Linked DNA regions of Homo sapiens: all the other regions are linked to region 1. A link is a contact called in ENCODE Hi-C or POLR2A ChIA-PET data. All regions are on one chromosome and are shown on one strand. Each heading gives the region's core, a stretch centred on a gene start or an enhancer-like site at or near the end of the contact. The rest is flanking DNA. Distances are from core to core; before and after follow the strand shown.

Evidence for each region. Hi-C counts contacts between places; a loop is a spot of excess contacts on that map. ChIA-PET counts read pairs that join two places held with the same protein, here RNA polymerase II (POLR2A). Pooled maps may share reads with other maps.
Region 2: a pooled map shows a loop between it and region 1 (5-fold over the local background). The contact joins the promoter of LINC02487 here to the enhancer-like site in region 1. A Hi-C loop is called at or near these places in 1 of 168 maps with a recorded cell type or tissue (naive thymus-derived CD4-positive, alpha-beta T cell), 1 of 37 single-sample maps with no recorded cell type and 8 of 50 pooled maps. POLR2A ChIA-PET finds 5 or more read pairs at or near these places in 2 of 52 experiments (activated naive CD4-positive, alpha-beta T cell and naive thymus-derived CD4-positive, alpha-beta T cell).
Region 3: a loop to region 1 is called in a map of B cell, with 9 times the contacts of the local background. The contact joins the promoter of AFDN here to the enhancer-like site in region 1. A Hi-C loop is called at or near these places in 2 of 168 maps with a recorded cell type or tissue (B cell and naive thymus-derived CD4-positive, alpha-beta T cell) and 9 of 50 pooled maps. POLR2A ChIA-PET finds 5 or more read pairs at or near these places in 2 of 52 experiments (OCI-LY7 and T-cell).

What each region holds. Positions count from the first base shown.
Region 1 is chr6:167,350,171-167,352,870 of GRCh38, reverse strand. No RefSeq gene overlaps it. Among named protein-coding and RNA genes, the nearest start is that of TTLL2, 26 kb to the right of the region's middle. RefSeq lists enhancers at 1,096-1,390, 1,214-1,892 and a silencer at 1,603-1,872. Within about 2 kb of position 1,355, at least 16 of the 41 ENCODE cell types and tissues checked have a DNase peak (open chromatin) inside an H3K27ac peak, as active enhancers do; they include B cell, where a contact is called at or near this core.
Region 2 is chr6:167,695,016-167,697,715 of GRCh38, reverse strand. It overlaps LINC02487 (long intergenic non-protein coding RNA 2487), which reads left to right and starts at 1,427. Exons shown (of 7, transcript NR_117092.2): 1 at 1,427-1,512; 2 at 1,629-1,800; 3 at 2,339-2,381.
Region 3 is chr6:167,825,541-167,828,240 of GRCh38, reverse strand. It overlaps AFDN (afadin, adherens junction formation factor), which reads right to left and starts at 1,330. Exons shown (of 34, transcript NM_001386888.1): 1 at 1,004-1,330. The coding sequence starts at 1,108. AFDN-DT (AFDN divergent transcript) reads left to right here and starts at 1,445. Exons shown (of 2, transcript NR_027906.1): 1 at 1,445-2,700. RefSeq lists silencers at 1,178-1,377, 2,292-2,361 and enhancers at 1,528-1,607, 1,638-1,707.

The sequences.
Region 1 (2,700 bases), core at 106-2,605:
GGCACCCACCACCATGCTTGGCAAATTTTTTGTATTTTTTTTTTTTTTAGTAGAGACGGGGTTTCTCCATGTTGGTCAGGCTGGTCTCAAACTCCTGACTTCTGGTGATCCACCCACCTCGGCCTCCTGATTTAGCAAAATTCTTAAGGGCCCTAGGATTTTCGGAATAGTAAATGAGATTGGCCGCAAGTTTAAGTCACCAGCTGCATTAGCTCTTAGCAAGAGACATCCTGTCCTTGGAAGTTTGAAGATAGGCATTGACTTCTCCTCTCTAGCTATGAAAGTCCTAGATGGCATCTTCTTCCAACAGAAGGCTGTTTCATCTACACTGACAATCTGTGGTTTGGTGTGGCCACCTCCATCACTTACCTTAGCTAGGTCTCTGGATAACTTGCTGCAGCTTCTCCATCAGCACTTGTTGCTTCATGTTGCACTTTTATGTTATGGACATGGTTTATTTCCTTAAACCTCATGAACCAACCTCTGCTACATTCAAACTTTTCTTCTACAGCTTTCTCACTCCTCTCAGTCTTTGCGGAACTGAAGAGAGTTGAGGCCTTGCTCTGGATTAGGCTTTGGCTTGAGGGATCCATATCAGCAATAAAGCTGTTTCACTTTCTCGTCATTCATGTGTTCACTGAAGCAGCACTTTTAATTTCCTTTAAGAGGTTTTTCTTTGCATTCACAACTGAGCTAACTCCTGGGTGCAAAAGGCCTTGCTTTCAGTCTATCTTAACTTTGAACAGGCTTTCCCCACTAAGCTTAATCATCTCTAGCTTTCGATTTAAAGTGAGAGATGTGTGTCTCTTCCTTTTACTTGAACACTTAGAGGCCGTTGTAGGTTATTAATAGTGTAATGGGAATAGGGAGGCCTGAGGGGAGGGAGAGAGATGGGGGCAGCTGGTCAGTGGAGCATGTGGAACACACGTGACATTTATTACGTTTTCTGTCTTACGTGGGTGCAGTTGTTGGTTCCCCAAAACAATTACAGAGTAAAATCGAAGATCACTAAGTACAGATCACCATGACAGATATAATGATAATGAAAAAATTCGAAATATTACAAGAATTACCAAAATGTGAAACAGAGATATGAAGTGAGCACAAGCTGTTTGAAAACGGGACCCACAGATGTGCCCCAACGGAGTTACCACAAACTTCCAATTTGTAAAAACAAGTGCAGTATCTGCGAGGCACAATAGAGCAAGGCGCAACAAAACGAGGTCCGCCTGTGCGTGCGAACCCCTCGCAGGGAGGCTGTAAACACAACGCAGGAACATCATGAAAAAGCCCGTTCCGGCGCTGGGCTGCAGAGGGCGCTGTCGGGTAAACAGGTCATTTCGCGGCACAAAGCAGCTCACAGCGCATCTCTGAAGTAACGCGGTCAACGCGGTCAGATTCACCTTTCCAACATGTGCCATGCAACAAACTGGGTCACTGAAAACCGCGGAAGTTTATTCCTCACCCCCCCCCCCGCCCCCGGACCAGGTGGGTTGCGCCCTCAGGGAGCTGAGCCGTCCCCGTGAGGCCCCTTCGCTGCCAGCACAGTTCAGCTGTGCCGTCCCCAGCGCTGCGGTGCCTGTAGCTGGTGTGCGGAGGAATCGTGGTCAGAAATGTGCACACGTGGTCCAGACAGACGGCCCCGTGAGTCTCCGAACAGAAAAGAGGGGGGCGAGGCGGAGTCCTGAAGGCTAGGCTTGCAGAGGCGGGAGAACCAGGCAGGGGGCCACGGGCCTGCGGGGCTCCGGACAGCGACAAGGGCGGCGCCCCCCACCCGCCTGCGCTCCCGGAAGGCCGAGTCTGTCAGCGCTGCCTGCGGTGTGTGGCAGCTGCGCGCTCCTTCCCTGTGGGGCAGAGCTGGCTGGAGCCACCGCCTGAAGAAACTGGGCTCTGTCCTCCGCTCCGGGGAGGGGATCGTGGCCAGTGGATGCTGAGTTCCTTCTGTTGCCTGCCGCAGCCCACAGCGAAGTCACTCTGAAGAGCATCTCGCTGGCCTGCGCTTCTGCTTCTAGGCGGCTCTGACCTTGACACCCCTTTCCTCTTCTGCTTATGCCTTCGAATCCTACATTAAGGGAAATGGGGATCCTGTTTTGAAACCAAATGAGAAAGAACCACAACCCTCAACTTCAAAACACTTCCAGTCTCCTGAAGGTTTTTTAGATTCGGAGATCTCCACCCATTTCCCAGGGTCCTTGAAATGTTTCCTGGAGCCGCGCCTCTCCCAGTGCTCTGGCTGGAGACAGCAGCGGTGGCTGTCTTCCTCCGCGTCCTTGTGAGCACCCAGTTTGGGGTGGAAGAGTCAAAAAAAAAAAAACCCAGGAACGCCCCACCCTGTCGTTCTCAGGGTCCCCCGGCTCCCCCGGGCTTCCTCTCTCCGCCTCTCGTCTTCCTGCGTTTGTCTGATGGGCACTGCCCGAGGTTTCCGGTTGCACCTGCGGGACGGAGGAAAACGCACGCCTGTTCCATCTTCTTAGGAGGGGAATTCTGAGGCTTTTTGAATGACCACCGTGTAGCGCCTTAATTCTCCTTCACTTTCACCGGTTTTGTCTGCCCCACCTCAGGAAGACTGTCTGTGTTCTTTCCTCCATAGCCCGGGCACCGAAGGCACATGCCGTGCATACAAATTTCCTGTCTCGTCTCAGACTCCACGTGAGCTCGTTATTACTTCAATTTAATCTGCGCACGTTTCACCCTAGGAGA
Region 2 (2,700 bases), core at 178-2,677, 340 kb before region 1:
CTCAGGAAAGTAGAAAAGCGAAAAGCCTTTTCCTGCTGAAAATCAATGGCTCTCTTTAAAATATTAAAAGAACAGACAGGAGGAGATGGCACGCCACGATGGCAGGGGCAAGGCCACCGCCCTGAGGCTGCAGCTCAGAACAGATGCTCCGAGTGCAGCCAGATGGTGTGATTGAAAGGAAGAGAGCGGCCAGCAGTTCCAGAGTGGCCGCCTGGAGACAGCCCTCAGAGGTGCAGCTCTGCCAACACTCACGGACCCACGGCACTGACTTGCCATCACCAAGAGAATATTCTGTGATTCATTCATGAAACAAAGGTTTTCGTGGTATGTGAATGTTGTGTAAGGATTGTGAAGGATATAAAGAAGTTATTTCGATTATCTCAGTGTTTCCTGTCAGTATAGATCATGTGTGCACAAATCTTATAATAAATGAAATTAGTTTTGCATTTCTGAGTGCTTTGTTTGAAAAAGATACCCTGTAGTATATGATAAAAAGTAATTCTTTGCCAAAACAAAAAGAATCCTTCGCCAAATGTGTCTTTCACAGCCCATACTCCTCCCCCTACAAATAAAAGTCCAAAAAAAAGAAAAAGAAAAAAAGAAAAAAGAGAGAGAAAAGAAAGCGAGAATGTGGCCCTGCTGGTTCGTGTAACAGCAATAATCCTGAAGATGAAGATTCTCAGTAGAGAAACAGATCACATATAGCCAGAAGTGTCAGGATAAATCCCTTCTTATTACAAAGAACAATAGCAATTTTAAAAACTCATATAAAGATAACTTTACATTAAAAAACTCTTTATTGCTTTTTTCCTGTCCGTAAAAGAAATACAGCCTAGTTAAAAATATCAAACAAAAAAACCTAAACAGTGGAGAAATGGAAAAAGATCAGAAATTAAATACTTCCATCATCTCCACTGCCCCTCGAGCCAGAGCCTGGTAAACACCCTTCACGTTTTGTTTCTCGCTGCCTGTTCTGAGACAAAGGTGGCACATGAGTTCATCCTTATAAGAACTGGATCATGCTCTACATATGGCTCTGGCACATTTTTTTAACTTAATAATATGTCTCAGACTTCTTTGCACATCAATGCCTATTGATCTATTTCATTCTTTTTAATGGCTGCCTTGCATGGCTCTACCATGATTTATTTAACCAAATCCCTGTTGATTGACATTTGGGTTCTTTCCAATTTTTGCTATTACAGACAATGTTACAATAGAGATCTTTGTCTGTAAATCCTTGTGGACTTCGTGAATATTTCTTTGGACGAATCCTCAGGAGTGAAGTTGCTTGGTCATAGAGATGTGCGTGAGCGTGCACCCCCAGGCTCCACGCCCACCTTGCCCTGCCCTCCCCCATCAGAGGATGGGAAGGGGCGGGGGAGTTGAGGTAGGCCTTTATAAGGAAGCAGAAAGCTTGGTCTTGGTCTATGGTTGCAGCTTTTAGGAGGCCACGGCTTTTACTCCCAACAGGCCCACTGAGACTAATGGGGCCACACTACTGGGAGGGGGGTGAGAATTAACTCATTAAATGAGCATCATTCTGCATAATTGTGTGAAATACGGATTTTATTGTGAGTGGAAGGCCTTGCAAACGAAGGACAGAGACTGTTTCTTTCATGTTTCAGCAGTGTTTCTCAAAGCATGGTCTTTAGACCGTCTGAGTGAGAAACCCCGGGGCAATGATTTCGCTGGTTCCCAGTCAGATCTGCCACTGCCGAATCTGTGATGAGGCCCAGAAAGCTCCTGACAGACGGTGCCTCTGTGTGCAGCAACAGGAGACCACGGCGGTCTCACCTGGTGAGTGGCGACTGCGTGTATTTCTCGTGTTCTTCGTGTTTGTGGACTTCCCACCACCACCTCATTCTGTTCTCTCCATTTGTCATGATTTTCCTTGCCTTTTTTTTTTTTTTTTTTTTTAGTATTTAGTTTTTTGTCTTTGATTGAAATGATTGTGTTTTATTCTCTCTTTTCCTTCAGGGCCTAGAAGTTGTATCTATTATTTTAGTGCTTACTCAAAAAATTTTAGCCTATTGCACATAATAAGACCTAAAAAACCAATATCCATACCCTGCTCTGAAGAACAGGTGGACCTCAGAACACTTTAGTATCTACAGCCCTGACTGACCTTCTTTGTTACTGGGCTGGCATTGTAGTTTCAGGCTGTTATTAAGCCCTTAGAGTCTTCATGGCTGCCACTGTTGTTTTTGTTATTATTATTATTATTGATTTTTTTATCATCAATGTTCACATTTACTAATATTTTTGTATATCGCATTACTCAACATTCCTAGTGAATCCCATTTTTCTTTCTGGTTTTAATTTGCTTCTTACTCAGGAAACTCTTCCACAGTTGTCATTTCAGCAGCGCTCCACAAGTGGTAAGTTCTTCTAGACATTGTCCAAAAATGTCTTTCTTGCTCTCCCTATTAAACAGTAGTTTAGCTCAACATAGTTTGTGGGAAATCTGGTGTCAGTCCAATTGCCAGAAAAATTATTGTCGTTTGTTGTACTAGTAATATGCCTTTTCTCTCTGTTTTTTTTTTTTTCTTTTTTTGACTGAGTTTAGCTCTTGCGGCCGAGGCTGGAGAGCAATGGCGTGAACTCAGTTCACTGCAACCTGTGTCTTCTGGGATCAAGCGATTCTCCTGCTTCAGCCTCCAGAGTAGCTGGGATTAAAAGCACCCGGCACCATGCCCA
Region 3 (2,700 bases), core at 81-2,580, 480 kb before region 1:
ATTTTATAGCAAGTATTAACTATAAATTACCTATTACAACAAATCAAAAATAGACGCTATTAAAATGATTTCCTAAACGGGCACAAATATTGAGTGAAATTTTTTTATGCTGGTAAAGTCTGTGCAGCCACCGAATGAACAGAGCGCGGAACCGACCCTTGCGGAGCGATTTACAGGGTTGCTCCCCGACCCTTCACCTCCCTCCCCTCTCCACGGAGCCCTTCCTAGTGGACTTGGACTCAAACATTTTTTTAAAAGCTGCTCGGAACGCTTTCAGCAGCTTTGCTATAAACAACCCCCATTGTTACCAGGCCAGGAGCGAGCGTGATTTCCTCCTCCTCTCAGGGAGCCAGCCTGGGGCCGGCGCCTCCCTCCGGGCAGAGGCCGCCGCAGAGGGCCCTTCCTCGCGGCCCCGAAGGTGGAGAAGGCGCGCCTTTCCTCGGAGGCGTCCGACTCCGGGCCTGTGCCATCAGGCAGCCCGCACCTCCCGAACTTTGTGATACTGACTTTCCCCTCCCAGCTGGCAGCCTGCAAGTTTATGAACCCGAAGCACAGCGCGCGTCACAGGCTCCATCCCGGCCACGGCGAAGGGGCGCCGCGAGCCACAACCGGGCTGCAGGTGGAGGGCGCCGGCCCCGCGCGCCGCCGCGCCCCCCGCGCCGCCGGGGATGAGGCCGGGGCCGCGCCGCGCTCGCGGGGGTGGGGGCGGCGGCCCAGGTGAGCCACCAGGTGAGCGGCCGGAGAGGGGAACAGGTGACTGCCGCGCCCCGCCAGCCCCCGCTCGGCCCGCGCGACCCCGGGATACACCGCGGCAGGGGGACGGGGGCTGCGGGGGACGCCGGGGCCCGCGGTGGGCCTGGGGGAGGGGGAGGGGAGAGAAGGGGCGGAGGGGGGAGGGGGAAAGGAGGGCGGGTCCGCGGCTGGCGGGCGGCGGCGGGGGGGAGGGGCGGGGCGCGGCGCAGCGGGCGGGGGTCGCGCAGGCCCCGCGCCCGGCGGTGCTCACCTCGGTCGGCTGGCTGATCTCGAACAGGTCCAGCCGGTTGGCGTTCCAGTGGTGGATGATGTCGGCCAGCTTCCGCCGCTCCTCGTCACGGCCGCCCGCCGACATGGTCCTGGCCGCGCCTCCTCAGCCGCGCGGGGCCGGGGCCGGAGGACGGGCCGAGGACGACAGGTCCGCGGGGGCCCGGCGCCCCTCGCCACCCCCCGCCGGCCGCCTCCGCCTCCGCGGCTGCCTCCGCCTCCGCGGCCGCGCCGCGTCCTCCGACTTGGCCTCCGCCTGGGGCTCAGTCCGCGCCGCGCCGCGCCGCCTCAGCCCCGCCGGCCGGTGTGCGCCCGGCGCCCGCCGCCCGCCGCCCGCACCCGCCCGCGCCCCGCCCGCCGCCGTGCGCGCCGCCGCCCGCCGTGCGCGCCGCCGCCCCGCGCGGCGCCGCCGCACCTCCGGGCCGCTCCACTAGGTGCTGCTGCCGCGGCCGCCAGGGAGGGAGGTGTCGGAGGGCGGGCCCCGCGCGGTGCTAGGGTTCCGTCTGGACTGGCGGTGGTGGGTCCCAACCGGCGGTACCGGGTTCCTTCCCGACCAGCGGTGCTAGGTTCGGTTCGGACGCGCGCTGCTGGATCTAAATGGGCAGTGCTGGGTCCGATGGGTGGTGCTGTGTTGGGTCCGGACGCGCGGTGCAGAGTCCGGACGGGCGGTGCTGGATCCAAATGGGCGGTGCTGGATCTGGACGGGCGGTGATGGGTCCGATGGGCGGTGCTATGTTCGGTTCGGACGGGCGGTGCTAGGTCTAAATGGGCGCTGCTGGGTCCGATGGGCGGTGCTGCGTTCGGTCCGGACGGGCGGGGACGGGCGGTGCTGGGTCCAAATGGGTGGTGATGGATCTGTGGACGGGCGGTGCTGGTTCCAGACGGGCGGTGCTGGGTCCAGACGGGCGGTGGGTCCGATGGGCGGTGCTAGGTTCGGTTCGGATGGGTGGTGCTAGGTCTAAATGGGCGGCGCCGGATCCGATGGGCGGTGCTGGGTTCGGTCCGGACTGGCGGGTCCGGGTCTGGACGGGCGGTGCTGGATCCAAATGGGGGTGCAGTGCTGGATCTGGACGGGCGGTGCTGGGTCCGAACGGGCGATGGGTCCCATGGGCGGTGCTAGGTTCGGTTCGGACTGGCGGTGCTGGGTCTAAATGGGCGGCGCTGGGTCCGATGGGTGGTACTGGGTCCGGACGGGCGGTTCTGGGTCTGGACGGGCGGTGCAGTATCCAAATGGGCGCTGCTGGGTCCGGACGGGCGGTGCTAGGTTCGGTCCGGACGGGTGGTGCTGGGTCTAAATGGGCGGTGCTAGGCTCAGCAGGGGACCGGTGGGCGTGGCGGCACAGGTACGGAGCGCAGGGCCGGTGGAGCGCCCTCTCCGAAGGGCCCTGCGCTCCCCGCGCTCGCTGCTCCTCCTGCCCGCGCATTGCCCCGGGGCTGCTGCGTGTTTCTTCCAGGGTGATTCCTTTCCGCTGGGTCACTTCAAAGCCGACCTTTTCAAGCTGTTTTCTTCCGCGGAGGACACGTTGTTAGGCTTTGTGTGCATTTCAAGGGTCATGTTTTCTGAACCGCGCTCTGCCGCTCTTGGGGTGTTCGAGCCCCCACACTGCTGTGCGGTGTTCCTCTCACAGAGTGAGGTTGGAGGGTCCCACTCCCTTTGTGTGTCTCCTTAGAAAACGCCTC